2 separate regions of the Mus musculus genome follow, and region 2 is linked to region 1. The links are chromatin loops, found by intact Hi-C in ENCODE. Cell type or tissue: left cerebral cortex. All regions are shown on one strand. Each heading gives the region's core, and the rest is flanking DNA. Links, peaks and the distances in the headings are about the cores only.

Region 1 (2,930 bases), core at 174-2,673:
TTCAGAAGGACCCTCAGCTTCTGTGTGGTCCTTGATTTCTTCCAGGCAAGTAGGGGAATGTGGCAGGAAGTAAAGGTTAGGTATGTTCATATTTTACTGTATAAATATGTAAAATTCTCGGAAATAAAAATTAAACACAATAAAACTTAAAAAAAATGTGTAACAACCCTTTTACTGTATTTCTCAAAGTTCTCTTTATTCTAAAGTCTACTGTGAGTTTGACACAAAAGGATTGAGTGGAAGCCTTTCTTCAATTTTCTCCTGGAGTCCTTTTTTCCAAACCATCACATGGGCCAGTGACAGGTAAAGAACATTAGAACAATGTCCTATTAGAAAAGGACCTCTGGACATTTGTATGGAACCTTTCAGAGAACTTTTAAATTGTACAAAAAATACAAATATATTGTTTTGACAAACAACACACTCTAATTGAAAATCTGTGGTCCTAGTTATGGCATTGCATGCCAGGCTGGCTTACCAGAAGTACCGAGAACAGCACCGGTGGGGATGGTCTGTCCTTCAAAAAGATCTGTGACAGCACTCACAATAAACAGGACCCACCTACAAAACATGAAACCTATTCTTGTTACTCTTTTGTCATTCTTTTGTGTAATGACAGCTTATACATTTACACACCATGAAAATCTGTATTTATGTTCACATGGTGTGGAAATTGCAAGAAAACCTTCATTACTTTTCCCCCTTTTAAAGAAAGCAATTGTAATTCATTGGGAACAAATAGGGAATCTATTCACATGTATTACAGCTTCTTGCTATGCAGACCTGAGTGAGTTAGCAAATGTGCCCGCCCAACATGACCTTGAGATTGCAGAGGCAAACTGGTTGGTTATGACTGCACCTTACCGCTACCACCACACACACAGTCTTGTGGCTTGGATATTCTCTCCCCAGATAAAGGCAGGTATGGCCTATGATACATTCTGAGTTTACTCAGAAAGTTCTCAATGATATACATGGTCTGCTGACTCTCAGGGCAAGGATTGGAGCAGCCCAGGCAATCCATCCTAAGTGTCCTTATGTGTGTGAACCTCAGCAGAAGCCAGCTGAACAACACCTTGCAGTTGGATTGGTTGGGGGACAAGGTACCCCCTGCCACTTTTTCCCCCTCTCCATGTCTCTTGGAAGTATCATTTTATTTCATACAGAAATAAGCTGATTAGTATTTAAAAAGCAGCATCCCTTGACTTCCACCAATGTGTTTTGATTTTCATTCCAGGCTTCAAGTCCTGCCTGCATATATTTAGCTGGAAATCATCCCCCTCCTGTGATAGGCACTGGGTCCAGGGCCTGAAAGTACTTCTCTTCTTCCAAATCTTGCTTACATTTGCATGTGAAAGGAGAGAAATGCTTTTGAGTGATTAGTCATCTGAAATTCTGCACCATGAGGGGGAAAAGTGCTTTTGGATACTTACAGAGAGAAAAATCTATATGAACAATGAATGCCATATTGATGAGCTGGAGGGAAGGGGTGGTGTTTTAGTGCATCATTATGAATATCACCCACACAACAATGAAACCATTATTTCCACATACAAATAATAGCTAACTGGAACATTGCACAAATATGGTTTTCTTTTCACTTCTTTGATTTTTTTTAAATATTAATTCTATAGTCTTAAAAAGCCCTTTCTCTGACCTGATATTTTCATGCCATATTGAAGAAACTGGTGATCAATATGTATTGATTTGATCACTAATTGCATTAATTTTGTTTTAGAAATTAGAGAGGCTCTAATGAGGATGTGAAGTCACTTCAAGACAGTGCACTACTGGTGGGCTAATTTAGCTGGACTCTGTGCATCAGATTATTTCATTATGAGCTGTCAATTACCATACAAACGAATGAGATAAATAGCCTTTTCATAGTAGATTTACATTTTTAATTCATCTATAAATTTCAAGAGCTTAAGTTAATTTATACCCTAACATCATATTTAATATACAAACAGTTCAGTCACATTATGCATTAGCTATATAAACCCTTTCTTCAGTCCTTTGTGTTATGCTTTGAACAACATTAGAAACAACCTGCATTTTATGTTTTTTCATGCTGTGTTTACTCCCTTAAAAGAAAATTGGAAATAATTAGAGATATATTGGGTTTTGTTAAAATCTTTTGTGTTATGTTAGCAATTTGTACAGTGAAGCAACAACAACAGCAGCAAGAGTAAGTATGTCATTTAAGGCACACAAATGCTAAGAATATGAAATAGTCAAGCTGATTTTGAACTTGAGTATAGATACTAAAGTAACCCCCTCAAAATTCTGTGAGTATATTTCTGTTCATAAAACTTACTGTACAACTTAACTAAATAAAGAGACTCCAGAAGCAAGATTTCTACAGTAAAATTTGATTTGATTTGATTGTTGGGAATTAGGAATGGGGTGTACAGAAGTTTAGAATTCTAGAATATAGAGAGGAAAATCAAGTCATCAAAACAGAGCCCATTCTATTTGAGAAAAATGTACAAAAGTGAACAAAAATAACAACAATAGTATTTCACATAGCTGTTCACAGTCCAGAAGAGGTAGTGACAGTGAAAATTTTTTTCTTTTGTTTTGTGTTTGTGTGTGTGTAGTGTTGTTGTTGTTGTCTGTTTTGTTTTGTGGTTTGTCTCCTATTTAGGATTTTATGATAAGTTTATAAACATAGAGTCTAGGAATCTAATTCCTACATGTAAGTTTTCAAACATGTAAGTTTTCAAACCTTAAAAAAAAAAAAGAAAAGCTCAACAGCTGAATTTAGACTCTTGTTCAATTTCTTGTTCACTGGTGTAAACAACATCATAGCATGATAACAAAAACATCCCTGGATTTTGATCTTAGGACATTTCATAAGCAAAGGCTTTGTGAGAGAGACATCAGAGTTGTGGGCTCACCGGAAGCCAGGTTTCCCTTTGGCATTTAGT
Region 2 (2,930 bases), core at 288-2,787, 590 kb after region 1:
ATCCTATTATTTTCTCTACTTTTAAAGATGTAATTTTAAATGAGAGAGAGTGTGTGTGTGTGTGTGTGTGTGTGTGCACAAGCAAACAGATGCCAGAAAAGGCCACAAGCAGGTGTCAGATTCCTTGGGGCTGTCCTTTCAGGGCAGTTGGGTAGGAACCAAACCCAGGTGTTTTGCAGAGCAGTGAGCACCCTTAACAACCGAGCCATCCCGGCAGCCTCTATTTTGTCTCTTTCCCTCACTACAGTCCTCATACTACAAATAAACAACCAACTCAATCTTTTACTTCCAAGTTCTTACCTCTGCATTTAGGTTATCTGCAAGACTTTCCAGAAACTGACTCTCAATTGGGTTTTGTTGAGTGAGCAAACTGAGGTAATGGCTGAGTTTATCGTGGGTTGTTATAATGATTCCTTCCCCAAATTTGTCAAATTGCGGTCGTCCAGCTCGGCCAAATATCTGCATGACATCTAAAATTCCAAGGTCAACAAAGGAGCCTCTTTTGGCAGCGTATATTTGTGTTCCCTAGATGAGGAAAAGTTAATAAAATTTACATAAGCACACACATATAATCCTGAAGAGCTGGAACCTGAAATTGGGCAAATATGGGAAGATTCCAAAAGCATACTTTAAATAATCCCTTCATCAGGTAGGATAGAGTTAAATTCTTTAATATAAACTAGACTTTTACCGGAGAAAATAATTCTGGCTAAAACAACATTCAGTCAATGAAACAGACAAATGACAAAATTTTTCTAACTAAATCAATTCAGGAGCTTGCTTTGACAGACACAAATCCATGTGCAAAGGGAGGTAAGCTCCTACCTTAATAACCACGGCATGTGCAGGAAGATTGACACCCCAGGCTAATGTGGCTGTACAGACTAGGACTTTGATATGCCCATTTGAAAACAAATTTTCAACCAAATTTCTGTCTTGCCGAAGCATCCCGGCATGATGAATGCTAAAGCCATCGGAGAATAATTCTCGCACTTGCTTATTTCTTGACTTTTGTACCTAGAAATTAAAAAAAAAAACCATAAAAGGCAGTTAATTATCACTTAACAGCAATTGCTATACCTTATACATGCTGAATGAGTTTATCAAAGAAAGCAAAATTATTTTAATGTTTCCTAAGGTATAACTTGGTAACAGTGATTTATACAAATATCATCTTGTGTCTTAAAATTTTGGAGGAAGCCCACAGTGTTCATCTACAGCTGTGTTCATGTTGCTCTTTGGTAGGAAGATATTGGATCACATTTCCTCCACAACCATACATCTACTTTGAATGCACTAAGTTCCTTGTTAGTATCTATTCTTCAGACTGGTTTGAACTTGTGGGCTCTGCATAAGTTTACACCAAAGACTGTATAAACTAACTGATGAAACTCACTAAAGTATTTTTTATGAAATTGGAGGTGTTAGTGTAATACTTTTGAAAGATGTTTAATAATAATACCTTTTGGGGGGATCTTATATCTTTATTATTGTTTTGGAAAAAGTCTTATTGTCAATAAGAGCTTATTTTTGAGTAATTTTTCAATATATGACTATATCAGGGAATGAGAGGTCAGGAAGCTGGGGTTCTAATCCAGGCTTTGCCATAATGATTGCATCGTGGGTCACTTACATCTTTTTCTAATTTCTAGGCAATCAACTAAAGAAAAGATCACTTCATAAATTCTGCTTATAGGTTGGGTATAATAAATTAGTAAACTGCACCACCTAGTGGCCAACAAAATAAATGACAACTTACACAATCCCAAAGACAATATACACCTAACAAAATGCAAATATACTCTTAATTTATATTTGTGTAGAAAACATTGCAAACTTTATGTGTAACTAAAGATTTATGGTTTGAATTTGCAATGTCTACCACAGGCCATGTTCAGAGTACTTGGACCATATCTGTGACACTACTGGAAAGTAATGGAGCATTTATGAGATGGAGCTGATCAGTGTCCGCGGGCCTTTAAGAGCATTAGTTTGGTCCCCTAGTCCAGGCCACTGCCATATAAGGAATTTCTGTTGCACACTCCAGTTTCCCTTAACCTCGTGATCCCTTCCCTATTATTATGGCCTACAACTCTTTGAAACAGAGCTGAAATATATCTTTCCTCCCACAAGTTATTTTTGGCATGTATCTATCTGGTCACAGAGATGTCAAGTAATAAATGTACTATACTGGAATCACATTGCCTTTTTTGTTTAGAGCTGAGATATTATTTTTAATTTTACGAAGCATCTATTATGAATATCAAAGACCATGGAAGTATTCGATAAGAGGTAACAGAGTTCCTTCTGAAGCCAAAATAGGAGGGAGGCCACTTGACCAATTCCACTTCTCTAACATTAAGACACAAGCACTCAGAGCACTCAGAGCACTCAGAGCTAACCGTCAGTGCAACTGTACTGAAGGATGCTGCCTGCTTCTGCTGAGCCTGCCTGTAGAGTGCCTGTACTAGAATAGCCAGACACACTTGTTATCAATGTAGAGTCCAGTGACAAACCTGAGTTAGGACAACGATAATACACGTTGTCTCACACACACACACACACACACACACACACTCTTTGCTTTTTTTTATTCTGGAACAGATTGCTAAGAATTTATAAAAATTAAATTGAAAAGTAAATATAATTTTAATTTCATTTTAAGTCATCAGTTTGCTGCCTAACATTATGTAATAGATTCATAGCTCAGCAATATATGTGAGTGCACACCACTGTGCAATTTCATGACATTGAACTTACAGCTCTTGTTAAATTATGCCATTCTTCTGCATAAAGTGGACAGCTCATTGTCACTTTAAGTTTCTCTGGCTTCTTTTTTTAAAACAACATTTTAACTGAAATGCATTCATAGAATATAGTACTGGGGTTAAAAAGATATTTCCTGGGGCTGGTGAGATGGCTCAGTGGTT

The links. Peaks named below come from ENCODE experiments on the same cell type or tissue, not always from the same donor. Only the 100,000 strongest peaks of a DNase experiment are listed, where the experiment ranks them.
Region 2: it touches region 1 in a loop (3-fold over the local background); 14 of 42 quality-filtered maps call a loop at or near these places.

The regions. Positions count from the first base shown.
Region 1 is chr10:51,283,093-51,286,022 of GRCm38, reverse strand. No RefSeq gene overlaps it. Among named protein-coding and RNA genes, the nearest start is that of Gm35917, 97 kb to the right of the region's middle. In left cerebral cortex, for the core only: no CTCF peak of the experiment used is centred there; a DNase peak (open chromatin) is centred at 1,312.
Region 2 is chr10:50,698,027-50,700,956 of GRCm38, reverse strand. It overlaps Ascc3 (activating signal cointegrator 1 complex subunit 3), which reads right to left. Exons shown (of 42, transcript NM_198007.2): 15 at 826-1,017; 16 at 301-525. Among named protein-coding and RNA genes, the nearest start is that of Ascc3, 110 kb to the right of the region's middle. In left cerebral cortex, for the core only: a CTCF peak has its summit at 1,730 (motif pointing left); a DNase peak (open chromatin) is centred at 1,775.